Regions from separate parts of the Mus musculus genome. Here all the other regions are linked to region 3. A link is a loop called in an ENCODE intact Hi-C map of the cell type or tissue named here. Cell type or tissue: left cerebral cortex. All regions are shown on one strand.

The links. Peaks named below come from ENCODE experiments on the same cell type or tissue, not always from the same donor. Only the 100,000 strongest peaks of a DNase experiment are listed, where the experiment ranks them.
Region 1: it touches region 3 in a loop (3-fold over the local background); 11 of 42 quality-filtered maps call a loop at or near these places.
Region 2: a loop joins it to region 3, with 4 times the contacts of the local background. A loop is called at or near these places in 5 of 42 quality-filtered maps.

Annotation. Positions count from the first base shown.
Region 1 is chr11:96,669,140-96,677,139 of GRCm38, forward strand. The region is part of intron 4 of Skap1 (src family associated phosphoprotein 1); the gene reads left to right. Among named protein-coding and RNA genes, the nearest start is that of Snx11, 100 kb to the right of the region's middle. In left cerebral cortex, a CTCF peak has its summit at 4,894; DNase peaks (open chromatin) are centred at 4,851 and 6,330.
Region 2 is chr11:96,773,828-96,781,827 of GRCm38, forward strand. Snx11 (sorting nexin 11) reads right to left here and starts at 3,728. Exons shown (of 8, transcript NM_001163389.1): 1 at 3,628-3,728; 2 at 3,141-3,234; 3 at 614-668. The coding sequence starts at 655. In left cerebral cortex, CTCF peaks have their summits at 1,033 (motif pointing left), 2,467, 3,873 and 7,724 (motif pointing right); a DNase peak (open chromatin) is centred at 3,848; H3K4me3 peaks cover 1,897 bases; H3K27ac peaks cover 849 bases.
Region 3 is chr11:96,280,599-96,288,598 of GRCm38, forward strand. Hoxb8 (homeobox B8) reads left to right here and starts at 1,307. Exons shown (of 2, transcript NM_010461.2): 1 at 1,307-2,788; 2 at 3,565-4,727. The coding sequence starts at 2,365. The coding sequence ends at 3,872. It overlaps Hoxb7 (homeobox B7), which reads left to right and starts at 6,048. Exons shown (of 2, transcript NM_010460.2): 1 at 6,048-6,529. The coding sequence starts at 6,130. In left cerebral cortex, a CTCF peak has its summit at 4,062; a DNase peak (open chromatin) is centred at 3,795.

The DNA.
Region 1 (8,000 bases), 390 kb after region 3:
AATCAAATGTCAGACTCTTCATACTTCCCACTTTCAGTGGGTCTGCCTGCCTGACATTAAAGCAAAGTTTTCAATAAACACAGAGAGACAAACACCACTCAAGCAGCCTGATGCTACAGAGGGGACTCTCTCCACTAGAAATCTGTCTGGGGTCTGTTTTGTCAAGAGGTAGAAGGAAGGAAGGAAGGAAGGAAGGAAGGAAGGAAGGAAGGAAGGAAGGAAGGAACTCTACTGATGACTCCAGAGACTCGCAAATTAAACACATGCAATTAGACAAATACTAATAGGAAATTGGATTATATGCTTTTTCCAAAAGGTTAATTTTTTTTCTCAGCCTTTCTCCCTGTTTTCATGCTAAAATGTTGTATACACATTTGTCTAATGCTTTGTGCTCTAATTTCACTCTCTTCAAGGGGTTTCTGAACCCACAAACCCCCCAACTCCTGGGTTAGCGTGGAAACAAGGTGCAGAATCTCAAGCATTGCCACGAGAAAAATAACAGGGTAATGATTTTCTTTCCCAGTTCAGATATCAGAGGCCCAGGTATTGATTGCCCCTGTCTTTTGCCTCCTGTCTTCTGATGAAACCACACTTTTGACACAGAGTCATAATAAAATGTGCCCTTTCCAGTACAAGATCTCTGTAAATGTCATTCACAGGGTCCTTGTTTTCTAATCTCTGTGTTTTCACCCAAGCGATGCAGAAGCCCCTCACTGTGCTGGTGAGAGAGCAGACAGGGTTCAGACTTCCAATTCGCTGATTCCACACAAATTCCGTGATTTTGCTGAAGGCGGTTACATTTTAAACACGGGAATGCTCTCTACCCACCACGTCTATGAGTTGCAAGTGGCTGAAGCATGGGGCTTCTAATGACTGGAGGTTTTGTATGATGGTTTTAAGGACTGGAGAGATGGTTCAGTGGGCTGAGCTCTTAGAAAACAAATGTGAAACCTGAGTTGTTCAGATCTCCAGAACCCACATAGTCAGGCATTGTAGAGCAAGTCTGTCATCCCTGTATTACCCCAGTATTCCTACTGTGAGAAGAGGGTGGAGACAGGAGAACCCCCCAGAATTCATAGGTCAGCTACCGTGGAGAATGCGATAGCAAACAAGGAAAAGAACCTGCCTCAAACAGGATGGATGTAAAGACTAACACTCAAAGTATCCTCTGACATGCATACAAACTATGGCACATGTATGTGTGGGCATGTGTGTGTGCGCACATATACACAAACATGTGCATACACACACACTCAAGTACACACACACAAATTGTGGCACACATACTATGGCACACATATGTGCACGTGTGTACATACACACACACACACACACACACACACACACACACACTGATGTTGGACTGAGGCTTTACAATAGTGTGAATATTCGCCTTTATGGATGAGAAGGGTTGTTGCTGGCATGTGCATACGCCAAACAGGAGGCTGGGAGGTCATGGTTCGTTCCCCTAACAAAGCTCTACCCGCCAGTCCTGCCCGTGACCTGTAACACTCCTGCCGCCTCAGCTCTATGATCACCGAGGCCAGCCAGTGATTTGTGACTTTGTTTAAGGATACATATCGGTGTTAGTGTAGCTTGAGGCCACCAAACTCATTTCACTTGTGCCCTGCACCAAATTTGATCCCAAAGGTGTCAAGAGAGAGGATTAACACAACGCGACACTCATCACCTTCCCCCTCCCTGTGAAATCAGTTTATCTAAAAATATCCCATACAAAAGACCCGCAATCCAGGGCCATACACAAAGCACTCATGAGCGCCTTGAAAAATGGAATGGGCACACCTATGGCTTTTCAGGATGCTCCTGTGCTGTGACCCTGCGTTTCACATAATGTCGCTCTTTTATTTATTTCCAATAGCTTCCTAATCAGTCAGCAACGGCGTCCTTTCTACAACCTCAGATCATGATGCAATAATCCGTTTTGGTGGCCTTATTGGCCTCGAAGGTAGTTTGAGCTGTTAAAATCTCTCTTTAACAAGTTTCTCTCTAATAAGAGCCGTTCCAGCAGGCTTCACCTCCCTCTTACCTTTCCCTAACCTTGTCTAGACAGACACAAAATCGCAGGTCACACAGATCCTGGCAATATCATCCGGCCTTGGCAGAAAAGCTCGTTTGGACATAGAATCACCTAAAATTGCTGATAATTTCTTGTTGATTGGGGCAGAAGAGAACTCCTGGAGTCTATGTCAAATATAGCATGCGACTGCATTTTATGAAAGATACAGATGGCAGGGTGTTCTGAGGGTAGCACTCTTCCTTCTGCTGGCTGCATTACTTATCTGACAGAAACAGAAAACGGGAGGCAGATCAATATTTTATTTGTGCTCTCTGTTTTGTTCCTACCACTCAGTTTCTATTTCTCTGGCTTGGTTTTTACCACAGGGTTTCCCTGGACTGGCTGGATGGCTGTTTGCAGCTAGCATCCTTACATCTGGTCCTGTCTTGGGAACTGCCCACTGGAAATCCACTCATAAACTCTACTTCCATCCGTCTCTGGCCTTTTCCCTTCTGAGAGGCAGGGACAGCAGAGAAACTTATGACAAAGCAGGCTTTATATTCTCTTATATGAGAGAGAGAGAGAGAGAGAGAGAGAGAGAGAGAGAGAGATTTACTTTGTGTGCATGAGCGGTTTGTCTGCACATATATTTGTGTGTCGTGTGCATTGCATCTCTGGTACCCACAGAGGCCAGAAGAGGGCCTTAGATTTGCTGGAACTGGGGTCCATCAGATGCTTCTGTGCTTGAGCTGGGGATAGGATCTGGGTCCACTGGAAACCAGCCAGGGTTCCTAACCACTGACCTATCTCTCCGGCCCACCTCTCTGGTTTTTTGCTTACTCTCTACCATGGCTCCCTAGGAGGAAGGTAACTGATTTAAAGGGTCTGAAAATGACTTAGAACGGCTATGAAGGGGGGAAAATGGGATCCAGGTGAACAAGTCAGTGCCGGGCACCTTCCTCAACGTTGGCAAAGAAAGAAAAGTTTAAGTTCTGAAATATTTCAAGGAAGGAATGAAATATGTGGTAAGAGGTTACCTGAGATATATTATAGGGACCCTTGGCCCTCCGTCCTTCATGTTCTCTCTGCTTTCTGCGCCCTCTCGGTATGTGAAATCTTGGAACTAGAATTTCTGCTTATTGTATGAGACAGATTTTCAAACCTTAAATTTCCTAGGAAGTTTTTTAATAACTGTTATCAAAAGAAAAGTCTCTCTCTCTCTCTCTCTCTCTCTCTCTCTCTCTCTCTCTCTCTCTCTCTCTCTCTCTCCACAGAGTTTTGCTATATAGCCTAGGCTGGCCTCAAACTCGTGGTCCTCCATCTCCCCAGTGCTCAGATTATAGGATTTCACCCTCGCATCTACTAAGAAAGGTCAAGTTCTTCTATCTTAAAAACATTTACTCATGCTGGGCATGGTGGCACACACCTTTAATCCCAGCACTCCAGAGGCAGAGGGAGGCAGATCTCTGTGAGTTCGAGGCCAGTCTGGTCTACAGAGTGAGTCCAGGATAGCCAGGGCTTGTTACTCAGAGAAACCCTGTCTTGAAAAAAATAATTTACTCATTTACCATGTATAAGACCCACGGTTCTGTCAACACCACAAATTAACCCCCCCTTTTTTTTTACATATTTCAAAATACCATGTTGTACATGATAAATATATACAATCCCATTCATTAATTTAAAATTAATTATATATATAAAAAAGAACATCTACAGTCTAGAGATATGGCTCAGGGGTTAAGAGCACTGGCTGCTCTTCCAGAGAACCTGTGTTCAGTTCCCAGAACCTATAAGATGATTCACAGCCATCTGTAACTGCAGCTCCAGGGGATCGAACACCCTCTCTGGCCTTTATATACACCAGACATGCACATGGTACATATGCAGGCAAACACTCAGACATGTAATTTTTTTTTAAACTGGATAAAAAGCATAATCACAATATTCAGTATTTTATACCAGGCCTACATAAGGAGCATAGATCTTAAGGGTTTAGGGTTGTGTTATTGTTACTGATTTTGTTACCATTGTTGTTGTTGTTGTTGTTTAATGTGGCTTTGAACTGACAGTATAGATGAGGACAGCCTTGAACTTCTGATCCTCCTACCTCCGCCTCCAAGTGCTGGGATTACAGGTGTGCTCCACCACAATTAGTTTTATCCAAAGCTGGGGCCCAACCCAGCACGTTGGGCATGCCAGGCAAGCATCCTACCAAGTAGGCTACATCCCCAGGCTAGACCTTAAGACTTATCAGAAATATGTCTTCTCTTATTTCTAGTCTGTAACTGTCAGAGGTAAGCAATGCCTCTCCTGCTGCCACGCACCAATCAGGGTGCTGTCAAGACAGTGACTGGGTTGTAAGCTCTCTGCTCAGGGTTTTACCCATAAAGTTGTACTGCTTTCGGTATTTCAAACAAAGCCAAGTGTTCACTCGTTCTGTTTCCTTCAGCATACCAAAGGTAAACTGACTCTTTTCTGAAGAATGTCAAAAGCCACTGATCTGACAGCCCCAGAGAGGTTATCAGGACCCACGCCTCCAAGACCAGCATGAAACCTGACTTACTGTTAAGCTCTTCCCTCTGTGCCTGCCTGCAGCTCGAGATCAAACACATTCTCAAGGAGGGAACGCTGAGCCCTTGTAGAATCCCCTCCGTCCTACCCCACAATGCACAAGTCCTAGCTGGGACAGACAGAGCACTATGCCGGGAGCTGGGGATAAGAGAAAGGAGGGATAGGGCTGAGAATGAAGGGCTAGTTAGCTCACAGCCCTCCCTAGCCAAGGGCTAGGAGAAGGGAGAAGGAGCCAGGGAAGCCGGTGGAGCTGGGGCTGCCTCCCTCCGTCTAAACCCTGATCTCATACTGCTTCCCTGTGGAGGAATCTCAGAACTGCAGCTTCTCGCTCTGGGCCCCTGCCTGTCACACCCGTCCAGTGTGGTCTCTTGCCTGGGCTGATCTGACAGGTCTTCCCTTACATATATATATATAAGTAAATTTATATTTATATCTCACACACATACATATATACATATATGTGCCTGGGCTGATGTGACAGGTCTTCCCATACATATATATATCTGTATGAATTGATGGGGTGATATTTTTTTTCTTTTTTTTAAGCCCAAAGCCTATGTATGCCTAACAGTGTTCCTTTGGCTCTTCTTCCATAATTACATATACTAGCTTTTACTCTTAAAACTTCCAAATGACTTAACAACATTGCCCCTATTTCCATGGATATTTTTCATTAAGAACAAACCAATGTCCTGGCTAACATAAAGGATTCTTGGTCATCCTTCCTTATAGTTGCCACCCCAACTTCCTGCTTCTCCTTTATGCCTACCCAAGGGTGGCTTAGGCACAAGCATTCACAAGGCTGGCCTTCTTTGTAGAGCATTAGAACCACAAAACACATTTTAGATGACTGACTCTTTTCTTGAGGACTGGGGGGGGGTCTTTAGGACAGAGTCGGAGGGCAGGGAGGGGGCATTGTAGACAGGTTGAGATGCTTTGCGTTAAGAATACAGTCTGAAGAGAGTTGATACTTTTTAGGGGAGGTGAAAAAGAAGGCAGTGGGTTCTTCAGGCAAGCCAGTGGTCTTACCCTGGAGCATTCCCAATCAGAAAATAGACAGGAAGTTGACCACGTGACTCACATTCCATGCAGAACCTGCGAGCCCCTCTCTTCTACTCCTCTCCGCCTTCTGTCAAGACTCCAAGGGTGAAAGCTGTGAGCTGAAGGGGACAGGCCATCAGCAGAGGGTGACTTACAATGAGAAATGAAAATATTTGGATTAGCTATAATGCCAAGCCAGTGGTATTTACAAATTATTAAACTGTCATCCCCACGTGAAATGCGTCTCTTCCTGAATGAAATGTTAAGCTGTTCTTTTGGTTTGTTTCAAACTGTCAGGGCCATTATTTGATGTCCCTTTCTGTTTGTTTATCTTCATTAAGATGTTGAATCAATCATTTTTGCTTTCTCTCTCCACAAGCAGGAGTTGGCACAGAGTCAGGATGAGGGCCAGCCACCCCTCCCCCACCCACCGAGGGCTGTGCAGGTGCCTAGCCCGGTTTGTTCACAGAGGGATCAAAAACATATTTGTTCTCCAGGTTGTGTGGACAGACTGGCAGGGTTTTTTGATAAGAGATAAAAGAAAAGTCTTCAGTCACGGTGAGAAATGACATTTCTATCTGGAACAAGGAGATGCAGTGGATCTCATTCCGGTTTGGAGATCATTTTCCGGAGTAGCATCCTGACAGCTCACAGTGGGGTGGAAACACGGAGGTGGGGTTTGAAGTGGGAGACAGAACTCAGAGCAGGCAGGAAGCAAAAAATGGAGAGCCCTGGACCTTGTCCTGTGACAGATGTCAATGCTGCTCTCTTGAGTGTTCTAAATGTGGCATTTCAGTATCCAAGATGGTAGAGCGTGATTCACCAGGGTTGCGGGCGGTTTACTGTCAGAGGGACCAGTTGCATTTCTCTTTATACAGAGATCCAGCTAGCCCATTGATGCTGTGTAAGGACTGCGGGGGGGGGGGGGGGCGCAGAGGGGTGTCTCTGCCATGTGACCCACTCTCTCCTGCTTAGCAATCCCTTTTGAGGATTTCAGACCAGCTAACCAGGGTTAGAGAAGCAGTCAGCTAGACATAAAAGAGAACTGTGCACACCAGCTGGCCTATCTAGGGATAACACCTGTAACCTTGGTCTCATTAGCCCTGTGCTCTCTCCACCTGAGCTATCTGGCCCACGCAACTTAATCAACTGGGCAAATGAGAAACACAGAAAGAGGAAATCAGTTTATCGCACGATTTAAGAACCTGGCAAACAAAGTACTTTTACTTTTAAACCCAAACTACTCTAGGCAGGCATGGAGTACTTAAACCTAGCACTCAGTGGGCTGAGGCAGGAGGATGGCCACAAGTCTGAGACCAACCTGAACATAAAGTGAGTGTGAGGCCAGCCTGGGCTACATAGTGAGAGTTTGTCTCAAAATCTGAATGAGATGGGAATCACAGCCCAAACAATCTAACAGTCCAATCTAAGAGTCTAGCAAATTTCTTGTATTTTAAATCACATTGTTTTCCTTTTTTGTTGTTTTTTTTTTCTTGTTTTCATTTTCAGAGAAAGGGTCTCATTTAACCTAGTCTGGCCTCATACCCAATATGTTCCTTAGTCTGACGTTCAGCTCCTGATCCCCCTGCCTTCAAGTCCCAAGTGTTTGAGACTTGGGTACCACCATACCCGACTCTAGACCACAGGTTTCTGGTCTGGAATAGAATTCTTCTAGTATTACTCTAATACCTCTTACTGACTGCAAAGTACTCACACCACCGGGAGCCCTCGAACTCCAGGAAGCTACATCTTTCTGTTGGGCAGTCTCCCTTGCACTGATCTAAGCAGAAACTGTGTGAGACTGAATACCATCTCTCCTGATGGCATAAGCACCGGTCAGCGTGCCATCCTGTGTGCTAGCCACTGCTCCACCCCTGATGGTGACACACCAGTTGACTGCAGAGACGCAAGCAAGAAGGTCATTGCTCCAGCCTTTCACTAGGCAAGGGGTGGCCTTCCAAATCATCCCAAACTGAAACGTTTCGAAAGGCAAACCAAACACTCCATTTATTTGAGGCCTCTGTTATGACTCTTGGGCCACAGATAATGACTCTGAACAAATGCTCACTCCTCATTAATGGGAAACACGTTCCCCTAATCACCACGAATTACCCAACACCTGGAGTTATGGCGGCTTCTCAGTTCACACTCATTTGCTTCCTTTCTGGATGTCCTAAGTTCACAGTGACTGCCAGCGCCTGCTTCACTGTGTCACAAGGTGACTGCAGCTGCTAGTGTACCTCTGGTGTGTATCCTCTTCTCCTCCTGTACTTTGATGGCCTCATAGCACCCCCATCCCCTCCCTTCCTGGCAACTAGATTCAACCACACAACTTAGGTTGTGGCCAGAACAATGTAAGAGTTTAAGA
Region 2 (8,000 bases), 490 kb after region 3:
AGTGAGACTCTCTCAATAAATAAATAAAGATAAAAGAGAGCTAGGAATATAAATACATGGCTCAATGCCAGAGCTGAGCACTTGCAAGGCCCTGAGATTAATGTGCATGGGGAAAAGGTAGACAGATAAGGACAAAGCATTATGATATATATATAATATATGTTTTATATATATTATATGTATATATAAATATATTATATATATGGACATATGTGTATATGTATGAAAATCTCCTAATGAGCCCCATTTCTTGGGTGACAACCAAAACCTTCATTTAAACAAAGCTTATATTCTAGTACATTCCAACCAGTGGAAGAGTTAGTCAAACTGGAGGCTCCCTTCTCCGCACATACACTTGCTACTGTTTTCCTTCTCCTAGCTTTAATGTGAGCCCGTGAGAAACACCAAGAGTATTAATGGGGAGAAAGCACTGCTGTGTAGCCTTGACTGTCCTGGAACTCACTCTGTAGACCAGGCTGGTCTTGAACTCAGAAATCCTCCTGCCTCTGCCTCCCGAGTGCTGGGATTAAAGGCGTGCACCACCACTGCCTGGTCTGTGTCCCCTCCTCTTAAGTGGCCCTCCGACTCTGACCCACCCGGAGACCCTGCTTACCTCCAGGTCTTGGTTCTCCAACATCCTATACCACAAGCCCATGGGAAGGGCACATCTGAGGTGGGGGAGCAGAGACGTGGGAAGAAGCAGTTAGCACATCCTCACCAGGTTCTCTCAGAGCAAAACCCCAAAGCTTTTAATAGATGTCCCGTGGGGAAACCCAGGTAGGTAACTTTCCCCCAACCCCAATTATGTGTAAAACCTGAAAGAGGAAGGGGGAACCCCACATTAGTTAGCCGCAAGCTAAAAACCCTGGGGAATTTGCCTCCTAGGGGCATAAGGAGAGTGTGTTGTGGCCAGAGAGGCAGGTGGGTTTCACTGTAAAACTTTTGCCCAAGAACTGTGGCTTAACAATCTTGTGGAACAGAGCCTTGAAAAGGAGCCTACCAGCACCCCCTCCTGGTTATTTAGAGACAACCAAGTCCTTACAAATACCAATCTCTCTTCGTCTTGCTAACCAAAGTCACCTCCATACAGGTGGGTGCTCCTAGGGGTGAAGAGGCCAGCTACAGTTTACCACCTTCCCTGACCAGCTAGCTCTCCAGACCTGGAGCCAACCACTACAATCAGTTGCGATCCTGCCATGCCATCCGGTTTGTACCTCTGCCCAAGCACCCCACAGCTTCTCAGGTCAACTCAGGATGCATTCCGCTCCTTTGTAAAGATTCATTAAAGCCTAAGCCACTCATTTCCCCCAGTGTGGTAGTTTATGCGTACAGCGACATCGCCCACTCCAACACGGGGACCATGAAGGCTGGAACACAGGGTTACTGGATTCCAAAGGGGCCCATGATGTCACCTTCTGTTAAAATACAGCACTAATCTTGTTACTCCTAGAGCCGCTCCAACTGCAGCCACCCTGGCTGCCGCCTCCACCCCCTTCCTCTCTCTTAAGAGCAGAACAATAAGGTTTAATTTCCCTTTCCAATTTACCTTGAAATGAAAACTGACTCCAGCCAATATGTACTGCCAACAAATGATGCGGGCTGGCTCCTGGGAAAACAAGGCTCTCTCTAAGCTCTCCCTCTCTCCTCCTCCCATGCCCATCCGCACACCCACTCGTTTTTTACAGTCCCACAATTAATTTTAAACACATTCTCTTATTAGTTCTGCCTTACCATTAGCAGAGTGCATAATGAGCTTCCGTCTATTTTATGTTTTGCTAACATAGGGCTAATGTTTCAAAGGAAGGGAAACTCGTTTACGGCATGAAATTAGCAAAGCAAACAGCTTTTGCAATTCTTCCCAATATCCCAGAAGGTCTCTCTACAGACAGACATGGCATGCGGGGACAAAGCTGCATGGCAGATAACAAAACAGAGCTGAACTGTGGAGCAAACCCGAGGTTTTGTGATTTCAACACCATAATAAACAGCATTCTTGCTGACAGTCTGATTTTTTTCATCCGCAGCAGTCACCACCTCCAAGAGGCCCTAGACTGAAAGGCAGGAAATCTCAATTCCCCAATAACCCAGTCCGACAGTCCAGACGGGTACAGACAAAGATCTGTGACCAAAACCAACAGGCTTTCTGTGAATATTAATTAGCCTGCTGGGATTTCCCCCTCTCTTCTCCTCTTAGGCGCTTGCTAAACTGCCAACGGAAGAACAGAAAGTTAAATATTCTTAAGTGGTTTTGTTGTTGTTGTTGTTGTTTGGTTTGGTTTGTGTTTGTAGTACAACAGAAAAGATGACAAGAAAGAAAGGCATCTATCCACTTAGGGGAGATCACACCACTCTGCCTGGAAAAGTCTGTGAAACTCAAGACTCTAGTTCAGTAACTGTTCATCAGACGTTTGGTATAAAGAGTTTGCTAGGGGCCTGCAGCACCCCCATGTGGAAGTTTTTCTCCTTTGTTTTGGAGCTAATGTCATAGAGAAACAAATAAACTGTCTTTTAAGACATTCCAAGTCTCCTGGGTCTCTGTAGGCTCAAGGCTAAGCGTAAAAGGCACTAAGAAGGTTCTGGTGGTCAATTTCCCCTAAGACACTGAGACTGCAAAAAGCAGACTCCGTTTCCAACAACCACTGCTCTTCATCACTGTCCTTCCCAACGACACCACTCTCAGTCGTTATTCCTGGAGAAACAGCAAGTTCTTAACTTCACCTCCATGACCCGTCCAAAGAGGTGGATCTGTGCATCCATTAAGGAAGGGCAGAGTCAAGTAACCTCGAAAGGTGAGGAAACTTACTCCATGCTAACTACATTCCCGGGGCCTTTTCCATCCCATCTGAAGCGCTCACTGCTTCCCTCGGCAGTACCAGCACCCATAGTCCCGGGAAAGAGCCAAGGGGTTTGGTGTGTACAAAGTTTGACGCATTGTAAAGCTCACAGCTGCTAATTCAGGGGAGCAATTCAAAGCTTTCTCATTTTCTCCGCCTCTTAAAACTACTTCAAGGGACACGTAAAAAACACATCAGGCTGTAAAAAAGATTGCACCAAGGAGTCTCCCGCCCCTCCTTACTCGTTCTTGAGCCTTTGGTGTCAACAGACAGCAATTCTAAAACCTCGCCTTCCTAAATACCCACAGGTGTTCGAGGAAGCTCTTCCGCCTGACAGAAAACCTGTCCCGTCCATCAAGCAGCTGTTCTCATTTTTCAGTCGGTAACCCACTCCTTTCACCTGCAAGTAACAAAGGAAGAGCATAGTTTCCAGTATCTGCGAAAAATATCTGCCATTCCCTTCCACTGCCGGCCACTTGGGTAGACATCCCTAATTCTGACTCCGGCCACTCCTTTCCATTCTTTAGCAAACTCAGATGGAAACCAGCCCAACGGTCCTTCTCTTTTCCCGGCTAAATCGGGACGGAAAGACGATTTTCAAGGTATATTGAAAAGCCAGGCTTCCTTTCTTCTTGGGTCCCAGCAAGCCCTCACTTTCATACCAGGCAGTAAGGCAGCCCCCTCCCTAGTGTGTCAACCGAGGCCATCACTCAAATGCCACCACCACGGCTCAAGCCAGCATCCCATTCCCAAGCAGCACCTACGAGCCGCGGCCACGCCCACGCCCCCTCACCTGAGAGCAGCAGCAGCAGCTCTCCACAGCGACACCACCAGCACCGCACCATATAGTCCGATACCGGCTTCTCCTTCCGGGTGAGTCGCCGGTGCCCCGGTGCACGACGGGAGGCGGCTCCCGACGGGCCAATCCTGAGTGTCCCGGACGCCCCACCCCTGAAGACCAGGGCTCTCAGTGGCGATCGCTGGTCAGAGGAGGCTCTCCATCCCGCCCAGGCCTAAGCTGAAATCCGCATCTTTCCGGAAATCGCTAGGGGGCGCGGGAGGCGGAGCGCAAAGACCGAGACCCCGCAAAGTCCACTCCGGTGCCGTGTCCCGCCCACCGCCATTAGGCGGGCCAATCAGCGCTCAGGGAACGTGTTTGAAGGCCGACGAAAGCATCTTAGGAGCCTAAACGTCTTCAGGGTGTTAAAGAGCAGTAAGTGTGGGAGGTTTCTCGCGTTCCTGAAGCCTTACTAAGATCTAAGATCTCGAAAGTCTGGGTTTGAACCTCAGAGGTTGCAGTTCCCCATCTAAACTGTCAAGGGCACTGCCAGTTTGATTTGGAAAACCCACAGATTATCCCAACAGCAGACGAGAAAGTTGACAACAGTTGTCAAGCCCAAAGAAGGATCATACAGTTAGTAAGCAAGAAAAAGCCGGTGAAAATGCTTACTATAGAAATATCTAAAGTCCGGGCTGGAGAGACGGCTCAGGGGGTAAGAGCACCCGACTGCTCTTCGGAAGGTCCTGAGTTCAAATCCCAGCAACCACGTGGTGGCTCACAACCATCTGTAATGAGATCTGATGCCCTGTTCTGGAGTGTCTGAGGACAGCTACAGTGTACTTACATGTAATAAATAAATACATCTTTTTTAAAAAGACAAAAAAAAATATCTTAAAGTCCTCTTAAGCCAATGGAAGTGGCTCACGCCCAGAATCCTAACACTTGGCCATTAAAGACATATAGTGAGCTCTAGGATACGGAGTAAGGCTGTTGGAAAACACAAACGAAAAGCCTCCTTGATCTGTTAAAAAGTTAATTTTAGGGCTGGTGAGATGGCTCAGTTGGTAAGAGCACCCGACTGCTCTTCCAAAGGTCTGAAGTTCAAATCCCAGCAACCACATGGTGGCTCACAACCATCTGTAATGAGATCTGACTCCCTCTTCTGGAGTGTTTGAAGACAGCTACAGTGTACTTACATATAATAAAAATAAATAAGTCTTTAAAAAAAAAGTTAATTTTACCTCTGTAACCCCAGCACTTGGAAGTAGAGGCAGGAACTGAAGGCCAACGCCAACTATATAGTGAGTTTCAGGCTAGCTTGGGCTACCTAAGACCCTGCCTCAAAAACAGCAAGACAGGAGTTGGCAAAATGGCTTCAGAAGATGAGTTCAGGACCCCCAAATTCACACAGTTCACACATTCCTGCAACTCCCACTTCAATGGATCCGAGGCATACACACATCAAAAATAAATATTTTTATTTTTTGTAGCTGTTTTGCCTATAAATAGGTTGTGTACCATGTGTCTACCTGAAACCCTACGAGGCCAGATGAGGGCCTTAGATCTCCTGGCACTGGAGTTAGAAGTAGTTGGAACCATTGTGTGGGTGTTGGGAACTGAACCCTGCACCTATACAAGAACAGAAAGTACTCTCAACCTCAAAGTCATTTCTCTAATCCTAACTCCCCTTAAAAACAGATGGGCTCTTATAAAAGTGTGGGTCAGATGAAAACCCAGTACTACACTGACTTGAACTGCTCCTAAATGTTTGTAGAGCCAGTGCAAAACACAATGGTAGTTACCAATCCAGGTGGATATTATTTATGTAATTCAAAACAGAATTTCTCAGGCCTTTGGTCTCAGGATCCTTTTACACAAACTTTTAAAATCATAGGGACATTTAATAGCTTTTGCTAATGTAGAAATCACTGACTTAGAAATAAAAATTGAGAGATTGAGGCAGGAGAGCCAGCACATCAGGTAAGAGCACTTGTTCTTGCAGGGGACCTGGGTTCAGTTCCCAGAACCCACATGATGGCACTCATCCAGCATTCTGACACCCTTATGGGCCCTACACTCATGAGGGGCACTTAACATACAACAAGACACTCATAGGCATAAAACTAGACACTACAGAGAAGCAAATAGATACAGTTAAAGAATTACAAAATAGGGGCTGGAGAGATGGTTCAGCAGGTAAGAGCACTGACTGAAGAGCACTGAAGTTCAAATCCCAGCAACCACATGATGGCTCACAAACCACCTGTAATGAGACCTGACACCCTCTTTTGGTGTGACTGAAGTCAGCTACAGTGTATTTATGTATAATAATAAATAAATCTTTTTAAAAAAAAAGAATTACAAAATAAAAATGAAAATAATAAAGGACTGCCTATTAACATTTTATAATCTATATTTTCAAAGACAAAAAAAGCAAGAACAGTTCTGTGTTACGAATTTGTAAGTCTTTAGTATTTGGCTTAGAAGGAGACAGCTGGATTCTTATTTGCTCTTTCATTTCTCTTTCATGCTCTTGTTTTGGTAGATGAAGAATAACAAATGTTATTGGGGGGGGTTGGCTTTCTCCAGCAACTGGGAATATTCCTTTGCTATAACAAAACATATCAAATAGTGCTCCCCCTCTCTGTCTCTGTCTCTGCTTTCATTTTGAGATGAAGTCTCATTATCCAACCTGGGTGGCCCAGAACTAACTATGTAGACCAAGATTACCTCCATTGGAAAATACACAATCCTGGTTCTACAGGTGCACCATCACGCTCAGCTGACAAATGCTGATTTCTTTGTAAAGGTGTGTGTGTGCACCAGAGAGTGTGCGTGTGCGTGTGTGTGCGCGCACTCGTGATCGAGCACAGGTGTGTATGTACTACTTGTGTGTGCAGGTACCTATGGAGGACAGAAGGGAATTTTTGAGGGATTGATAGGTCGCTATGTATTGTAATGCTAAATTCTATACCGGAAAGTCGAGACCTACAATGACTAGGTGAGTTAAACAAGCTTTTGTTGTGCAAACTTTGTTCCTTGATTTCAAACTATTGGTTAAATGAAATTAGCTACAGCCAATTACTGGAGGGATTAGAGGTAGGTGGGATTTGAGATACCAGGTTAGGAGGGATGAAAGAGAATGGAGAGAGGAGGAGGAGGAAGCCGCCATGAGGGGAGATGGGACATGAGCACATAGCCAGGAGAAACAGCAAATGTCTGGGGTACACCACTAGGGAGGCAGCCAGACCAGCAGTTACAAGAGTAGATTAGCCCCTCCCCCCATTATTGTAATAAAATAACCATAGCCCAAGTCCCATTTATTTGTAAACTAGTTGGGGATATGCTTAAAGTGGCTGTACTACAGAGGATGCCAGGTCCCTGGAGCTGGAGTTACTCATGCAAATGCAGATACTGGGGACCAAACCCTGATCCTCTGCAAGAGCACACGCGCTTTTTTTTTTTTAAAAGATTTATTGTTATATTATTGTTATATTTAAGTATGTTGTAGCTGTCTTCAGACACATCAGAAGAGGGCGTCAGATTTCATTATGGATGGTTGTGAGCCACCATGTGGTTGCTGGAATTTGAACTCGGGCCTTCCGAAGAGCAGTCAGTGCTCTTAACTACTGAACCATCTCTCCAGCCTCCACAGCACAGGCTCTTAAACACTGAGTTAGACTGCAAGCTCCCACCAAGTGTTGATTCTTTAAAAGTTGGATGCAGCCAGGCGTGGTGGCGCACGCCTTTAATCCCAGCACTCGGGAGGCAGAGGCAGGAGGCCAGCCTGGTCTACAAAGTGAATTCCAGGATAGCCAGGGCTATACAGAGAAACCCTGTCTTGAAAAACAAACAAGAAAAAGTTGGATGCAAAACAAAATCTGAAACTGTATCCAAAATATGAGCTCAAAAGTCAGACGTGGTTGTGATCACACTTGCAGTTCCAGGACTTCTCCAGAAGCTGCACCACGAAGAGTGCCTCACCTTTGAAGCCATGGATGGACTACACAGTGAGTTCTCGAACAGCCTGACTACAGTGTGATAGCCTGTCTGCTTCCCATGTTGATGCATTTCATTATTTTATGTACATGAGTGCTCTGTCTGCATGTACACTTACAGGCCAGAAGAGGGCATCAGATCCTATTACAGATGGTTGTGAGCCACAGTGTGATTGATGGGAATTGAACTCAGGACCTCTGGAACAGCAGCCAGTGCTCTTAACCTCTGAGCCATCTCTCCAGCCCCGAATTTAAAATAATCAAGTAAGGGGCTTGTGAGATAGCTCATTTGCCAAGTGCATTTACCACTAAGCCTGGTGACCTGAGTTCACATGGTGAAGGAGAGAACTAATTCCCACAAGTTGTCCTCTTGACTTCACAGGTACA
Region 3 (8,000 bases):
AAAAAAAGAAGCACCTTAGAGAACGGGCAGTAGATTTAATTTATTTGTAAAATTGACTCTGCCTTTGTTCTAGGACGTTTCTTTCTCCTTCTCTCTGTCTTTCCAGTCAGTTCCCTCAGGAGACCATTGGTTCTGCCTGCCACCCTAAGGTTTGACCCCCCCCACCAGCCATGTGCCAGGTACACAGAGGAGGGCCTGGGCTTGGAGTGGGGCAGCCAGTCATTTCTGGATTTGAGGCCTCAGATCTTCAGGTGCTGGAGGTCCAACTAAAGGCACCCCAACAAGAGAAGAGGGGAAATGGAGACCTTGGTGGCCTTGTTTTTTTCCACTCCAAGGTTAGTGCAGGTGGTCAAATGGCTATGGGGACATATACCAATAACAGGTGCCTTTTAAACCCACACCTTTGTGTTGGGCACGGGAGAGCATAAGACAGCAGTAACCAAGGCCTTGGTACCCAGCCTTAGTCTCCACTACCCTTACCTCTTTTGCTGTGTGGATGAAGAGGTCACTATCTATACCTGGAAGGCTTGTGTGTAGAAGGAATGGGTGGTTGGCCCCAGAAAGCTGGGTGTCAGTGGGGCTTGGTTTCTGAATGCCAAGGCCCGGGGCACAGGTTTACAGCCACACGAGATATCATCCTTTGATATCACTGGACCTTTCCCTCTAAAGTGGCCAAAGCACCTCCAGAAGACCCCCCCCTTTCTCTTGCAGCTCCCCCCAACCACCAGCAGGTAAAGCTCCTGTAAATGGCAGAATTGGCAGCCGCCTGCAGAACTTTGTTCCACCTTAGCACTGCCCATTAACCAGAAAGTTTCTTCTTCCTCTCTCAGGCCCTCTCAGACTCCCTTTCCACAGAAAATCTCGCGTGTTTGCTTAATGAGGGAAAGTTATGTGCGTGACCTAGGTGAGGACAGATCTCGGGGTGGTTTGGGGTCTCATAAGAGCCAGTGGGGTCAGGTGTGTCTGCAAGGGAGAAAATCTCGGGGAAAGTCACCGTTTGTGCCGAAAGGGAAAAAAAAATCCACAGCAACCCATAATCGGTCTCATTTCAGCTAAGTCACCCCCACCGTGCTTCAGTCGGGCGGCGGGGGCGATCGAAGCTGCAGTTTTATAGCTGTAGAGGAAAGAACTCGTAAAATGCTAACAGCTTTTATGCGCTGCAGCATAAACAACAACAGACTCCGGCTTTATTGCGTTTTATAGTTTGTTAAAGAGTTTACAGCCGTTTTTTTGGGGGCTGGTTACCCAGCCAATTCCCTCCACACGATAGTTAAACCTTTATCAATAATAAGGAAATTGATCATTAAAGCTTTAAATATGACTACCTCGTTTGTTTGAAAATATGTTTAGGAGAGGAAGCTGTATGATTTGATAACTTGTATTAAAATACCAATTACATTTATAGGACCTTTTAAAACTCGGTGCAATTAAACCGTGTTCTTTTACATTTTTCCGAAGCGACCCTGACATTTAGAAAGACTCCAATTGCCTCGTTAAAATCGCGAAATTAACAGCGTGCCTACGCCAGGCTCAGCGTTGTGGATGTGTGTGTATGGTGTTTTTCCGTGACTCCCCCACATCAGTCTTTGGGGGTGGTCTGCGAAGGTATTTGATTTGTTGTGAGGCAAGAGATATCTCATTAATGTAGGTAGTTAAACAGATTTAATCCGTATTCGTTCTCTCTCTCTCCCCCCTCCCTCTCCCCCCCTCTCCCCCTCTTTCTCCCTGGGTGTTTTTTTCTCTTCCCCTCCTTTTTTTCTGCCCTCTCCTCACTCCCTGGCGCTCTCTCGCTCTAGCTCTCTCTCGCACTCGCTCTCTCTCGCTCTCACCCTCGCTCTGCGTTCTGTCCGGGAGGAGTACCCAGAAGCCAATAGGATGCGGGGTCTCTAATGGATGCAAATGATGGTGAAAAGACGGGGCAAAATATGAAACAACTCATTTGGAGGGAAGTAAATCACCGAAAACTGTTTATGAACTGGCATCCCTTCTTCGAAATGTAAAGCGAGGACCTCTTTAAGTGGCGGTATATTTTTGTTTGGGGGGTGGGGGGTGGGGGGAGGGCGAGCGAGCCGCGGCTGCCATGCAGGCTTAGACTTTTGCAGGCTTCGCTCTTCTATTCCTGGAAATCACAAAAAGTGTGGCGGCTTTGAGATCTTCTTCGTCTTTTCTTTCTTTTCCTTCCTTCCTTCTTTTTTTTCCCCTCCTCCCTTTTCCTCTCCTTTCCTGGCGAGGGTGACTAGGAGCCGGCGAATCCGCGTTTTTTTTTCTCTCTCTCTCCCTCCCTTTTCCCCCTCCCCACCCCCTCCCCAACAGCCCCCAACTACAGCCTGCGCCGCCGCCGCCGCCGCCTCAAAATTCAATAAAATGAGCTCTTATTTCGTCAACTCACTGTTCTCCAAATACAAAACCGGGGAGTCCCTGCGCCCCAATTATTATGACTGCGGCTTCGCCCAGGACCTGGGCGGCCGACCCACCGTGGTGTACGGTCCCAGCAGCGGCGGCAGCTTCCAGCACCCTTCGCAAATCCAGGAGTTCTACCACGGGCCATCGTCGCTGTCCACAGCTCCCTACCAGCAGAACCCGTGCGCCGTGGCGTGCCACGGCGACCCCGGCAACTTCTACGGCTACGACCCTCTGCAGCGCCAGAGCCTGTTCGGTGCGCAGGATCCAGACCTGGTGCAGTACGCAGACTGCAAGCTCGCGGCAGCCAGCGGCCTGGGCGAGGAGGCCGAGGGGTCTGAGCAGAGCCCGTCGCCCACACAGCTCTTTCCCTGGATGCGCCCTCAAGGTGAGCTCCCGTCCGACCTGGACCTGACAGGGTGGGAAGGGGCCAGGGGGGCCCCCATGCCGGTGGGGGGGGGAGGGCTGGTGGGCAGTCCGGGAGTATCTTCTGCTCCTAGAGGACTTGTGGGCTCCGTTCCAAACACCTACCTCCTCTCCCTTCTGTCCCACTTTCTTTTCTTCTTTTTCCCCTTTTCTTTTTGCTTCCTTTGAAGGAGGGGGGGGTGTCTCTAAGCGAATTTCCTGAATCCATAAACCCCTCACCCTCCTTAACTTTTCTTCTTCTCCTCCTTTCCCCTTTTACTGTTTTATGGGGGCTGTGGAGAAAGACTGGTGGGTGTGGGGGCGCTCAACGTTTGCACTTCTCAATTGCTTTATAGTTTAATTACCCTGAAGAAACTTTTCTTCTGGGGCAGAGGCTCTGGGGGCTTTTCAAGGTGGGTTCGAGGTCCCCACTCTGGCTTTTTAGTCTTACTCCCCCCTCCACATCCACCCTCTTAAACTTTATGGCACTTTTAATGTATCTGAACCCCCTATTCTGGTTCTAGTTACCAGAGAAGGGGCTCCTCCTTTATGGCCCCTGCAGATTCAGGGCTGTCTAGTCCCCCCTCGCCCCCCCCCCCGCTGACCGCGTCTTCCGCGCTCCCCCTCCCGCCCCCGCATAAGGGTCCCCTGCCCTTATTATCCTGGTCTCCTAGGCTGGTTCACGAATCTTCCAACCTTCTCTGTCTCTTCCCCCTCCCCCACCCTCCCCTCTGTCTCGCCCTTTTCCCCCATTCCCAGCAGCCGCCGGACGCAGGCGAGGCCGCCAGACCTACAGTCGCTACCAGACCCTGGAGCTGGAGAAGGAGTTCCTATTTAATCCCTATCTGACTCGCAAGCGGAGGATCGAGGTATCGCACGCGCTGGGACTGACAGAGAGACAGGTCAAAATCTGGTTCCAGAATCGGAGAATGAAGTGGAAAAAGGAGAACAACAAAGACAAGTTTCCCAGCAGTAAATGCGAGCAGGAGGAGCTGGAGAAAGAGAAGCTGGAGCGGGCACCAGAGACCGCCGAGCAGGGCGATGCGCAGAAGGGTGACAAGAAGTAGGCTCCAGCTGGGACTGCTCGGGCCCGGACTAGCCCGCACGTCCGCCGGTCCCCCCCGCGACCACGCCGCCGCCGCCCGCCCCCCGCCTCCGAGAGCTCCGGCCCCGCGAGCGGAGCCAGGAGCTGGGCCTCCCACAGCAGCGTCCCCCGCCGCGCCAGTCCCCGCTAGTGGTAGTATCTCGTAATAGCTTCTGTGTGTGAGCTACCGTGGATCTCCTTCCCTTCTCTTGGGGGTCCGGGGGGAAAAAAAGAAAAGGATTTTAAGCAAGGACTCCCTCGTCCTGCGAGGGTGATCGACTGCGGCCTGGCAGAACCCCCTCGCCCCCGCCCCATGTAAAAAAGCCTCCTTGTGCAATGGTCTGTTTCCTTTGAACGTGCTTCTTTGTAATGACCGAGGTACCGATTTCTGCTAAGTTTTCCCAACAACATGAAACTGCCTATTCACGCCGTAATTCTTTCTGTCTCCCGCTCACTTTCTCTCTTTCTCTCGCTCTCTTTCTCTCACCGCGTCCCCATCTTTCCTCGCAACCCCCTCTCCCCGCTGCCCTCCCTAGCTGGCTTTCTCTCTTGCTTCTCTCTTTTCCTCCTGTCCCCCCACCCCCACCCCCTTTGGTTTGACAATTTTGTCTTAAGTGTTTCTCAAAAGAGATTACTTTAGTTAGCATGCGCGCTGTGAGCATTGTTAAAAGTGTTCTTAGGTTTACTGTGAAGAGAATGTATCCTGTATCTGTGAATTGCTTTATGGGGGGGAGGGAGGGCTAATTATATATTTTGTTGTTCCTCTATACTTTGTTCTGTTGTCTGCGCCTGAAAAGGGCGGAAGAGTTACAATAAAGTTTACAAGCGAGAACCCGAGACTGGCCCGGGCCGCCGCTCCTCATTCGCTCCTAGGCGCCTTGCAGGGCTGGGGGTGGGGGGGAGCTGGTCAGCAGGCTCCTGGGCTGGCCTAGGCTAGGTCGCTGAGAGGAGGGGGCGGGGGCGGGGGCTGGAAGCAGGTGGTGCGAGTCCCTGGGCCCAGGGGCGCAGGGGGTGAGGGAGGCGGCTGAACGTGATTGGAGGAGAGAGGATCGAGGGAGGGGAGCCAAGAGAAACCCCCTCCCCTTGCATTCTGAGGCTGAAGGACCAGGGAGACTCCAGCGCCCAGGCCGCTCTTGGGAAGAGATCTACCCAGGCTGGTGGCTAGTGTCCCCCGCCGCTTTTCTCTTTGTTTCCGTGTGTGTGTGTGTGTGTGTGTGTGTGTGTGTGTGTGTGTGTGTGTGTTTGGGGGGGGGGGTACGGGGGGGTGAGAAAGATGCAGCGCAAGACTTCTGAGTTTCTATTTCCATTTTTTCCTTGGACTCAGGTTGGGGAAACAGGAGCAGAGGGAAGCGGTTCCTCCCTACCTCCCCTCTCTGGGACGTCGTCACTTTCTCCCAGTTTCTAGGCCTCGGCTTGCCGCAGCCTTCCTTCCTTCGTTGCTTCTGCCTTCCTGGCAGCCACGCTCCAGTGAGTGAGGCATCCGCCTTCCGGAACCGGGAAAGCAGCGAGCCGGACCCAAGCCTCCTTCCTCCCTTCCTTTTTCTCCCAGCCCCCATTCCATTCTTTTTAAATTTTGTATATCTTTTTATTGTCATCAGAAATCTCAGCGTCCAACGCCTTATTGGGTTGGATCTCTGCCTTAGGGACGCCTTGGTCACATCTAGTTACTACAACTGGGGCACTAAGACAACCGGGAGGCCAGGCTCGCCTCCTCTTGGGAGAAGAGCAGCAGCTCGGATGAATTAACCCAAATTAATAAATATTCGGCCAGCACCCACCCACCAAGTTGCGAACATTCAATCCCTGCGTCTCTCTCGCTCTGTAACCGGCTGGGGGAAATGGGTGGGGGATGACAACACGGTTCCCTCAGAGGTTATTTATTTTCTCTTCCACTCAATTCCTTCTTCCCCAAATCTCGCCTGCAAGCTGCCTCCAGCCCGCGGGGGTCGACAGCGGCCCTTAAGCCCCCAGCCCCAATCCGCAGAGCTCGGCCTTCCCATTCATTATTGATCATATTTTATAAATCCAACGCCACACAATTTTTTCCACATTACTGGGAGCCTCCGGGAGGCCGTCATACCATTGGCCGAGGGGATATCACGTGGGCCGGGGTCACGTGGTCAGAAGAGGAAAAAGGGGGTCCTTTTGGTGTAAATCTGGACTCTAATTCTGTAATATATCAAGGAATCTCGTAAAACCGACACTAAAACGTCCCCGACTACAAATCATCCGGCCAAATTATGAGTTCATTGTATTATGCGAATGCTTTATTTTCTAAATATCCAGCCGCAAGTTCGGTTTTCGCTCCAGGAGCCTTCCCCGAACAAACTTCTTGCGCCTTTGCTTCCAACCCCCAGCGCCCGGGCTATGGAGCAGGTCCGGGCGCTCCTTTCTCCGCCTCGGTGCAGGGTCTGTACTCCGGCGGGGGGGCCATGGCGGGCCAGAGCGCGGCTGGCGTCTATGCGGCCGGCTACGGGCTCGAACCGAGTTCCTTCAACATGCACTGCGCGCCCTTTGAGCAGAACCTCTCCGGGGTGTGTCCGGGCGACCCCGCCAAGGCGGCTGGCGCCAAGGAGCAGAGGGACTCGGACTTGGCGGCCGAGAGTAACTTCCGGATCTACCCCTGGATGCGAAGCTCAGGTAAAGCCGCGCTCTGAGCGGTCCCGAGCCGCAGTGTCCGGGCCACGGTCCCCAGAAGGGCTCCCTTCCGGCCAGGGCACCCTTCTCTGTGTCCAGGTTATTCCCGGCTGCAGATCGGCCATTGCCACGCCGTTTAAGTCTGGGCTGGGACCACGCGCGCCACCCCCACTCCCAGTTTTGCTCAGTGCTCTCAGGCCCTAGCGGATCTCTTTTTGCCGACGCCACAGAGCTCAAAGCCCCCAGCCCGCCCCCAACCCTTCCTCCCGGCCTTTTAGCTTTAAATATTTATCAGCAGCGCCGGCACGGGCTGGAGACGAGGCCGTTTGTCTTGCCTAGAAAGGCTGGGGTTTGCAGAGAATAGCCATTAGGGTCTTTCTCTTCTCTCTCCCCCCTTCCCTGCCTGAGAGCTCAGTTCTGGGTGTGTCCCCCCAGCCCTAGCTTGGGCAAGATATGGAGGAGGGGGCCATGGCGCTAAGCGATTCTCCCCTCCCCCTTCCTTTCTAGCCAACCCCGCTCCCCCATTATTCCCATCAGGACAATTAGAGGTGGGCTCTAGAGGCCTGGTGGGATGGGGGAGAGGAAACAGAAGAGATGAGGACCCAGACAGGGACACAGAGTCAAAGAGTGGTGAAGGAGTTAGTCTGAGACCCAGAGCGATGAGTCTACTGACCCCCACCTCCTGATGGACTTAGAAGGCCCGTCAGCTCCCCAGGAGAGCATAGGTTGTTTGTTATTTTTTTTTTCCAGGTGTCTTTCCAAGGGCTCTGTGGGCCCCTGAGGAACAGCCAAGTTTGGTGGTATCACTCCAGAAAGATGACTCTCCTCTTGGGGAGGGCTAGGACTCTTCAGAACCAAATCAAGATTTAGGGAGTGCACGATGCTTTAAGAACCATAGGTTTTCTTCCCTCAGGTCTCCTTCACAGCTTCCTCGCACACCTTTTACATTTCCCCGAGGCAGGTGGGCTTGGGAGCCAACTCCAAGGCTCAGAAGACCCAACCGGGCCAGAGACTCCTATACTCATGGGCTTGGGGGCCACGAGGAAACCATTTCTTGACTATTGTTCTTCACGGTTCCTGTTACCTACCCTGTAATTGAACTGACCTTCCAGTTGGTTTATCAAAGTCCCTCCCCCCCCCCACCTCGTAAATATTTCAGCTTGGCTTATAGCTGACTTGAAATTAAGGTCCTTAGCCTCTCTCCCCTCTCCTGTCTCCTTCCCAAGAGGGCGGATACCAGCATCTCCCCAGTCTCCTTGGGGTTCTGAGCCTATGCTGGGAGTTCTCAGATACCCTTTTGCCCCACCATAGGAATCTTCACCTTGCTCTCTCTCGTAGACTCTGGTCATTCTTTTCTTCCTTGCAGTCCTGGAGGCCCAAATATTGCTTCAGACAAGTAGGTTTCATGTGCAGGAAGGCAGGCAGTAGTCAGACCTTGCTTGATACTTACTGGGAAGGAATCATCAGAGCCAAG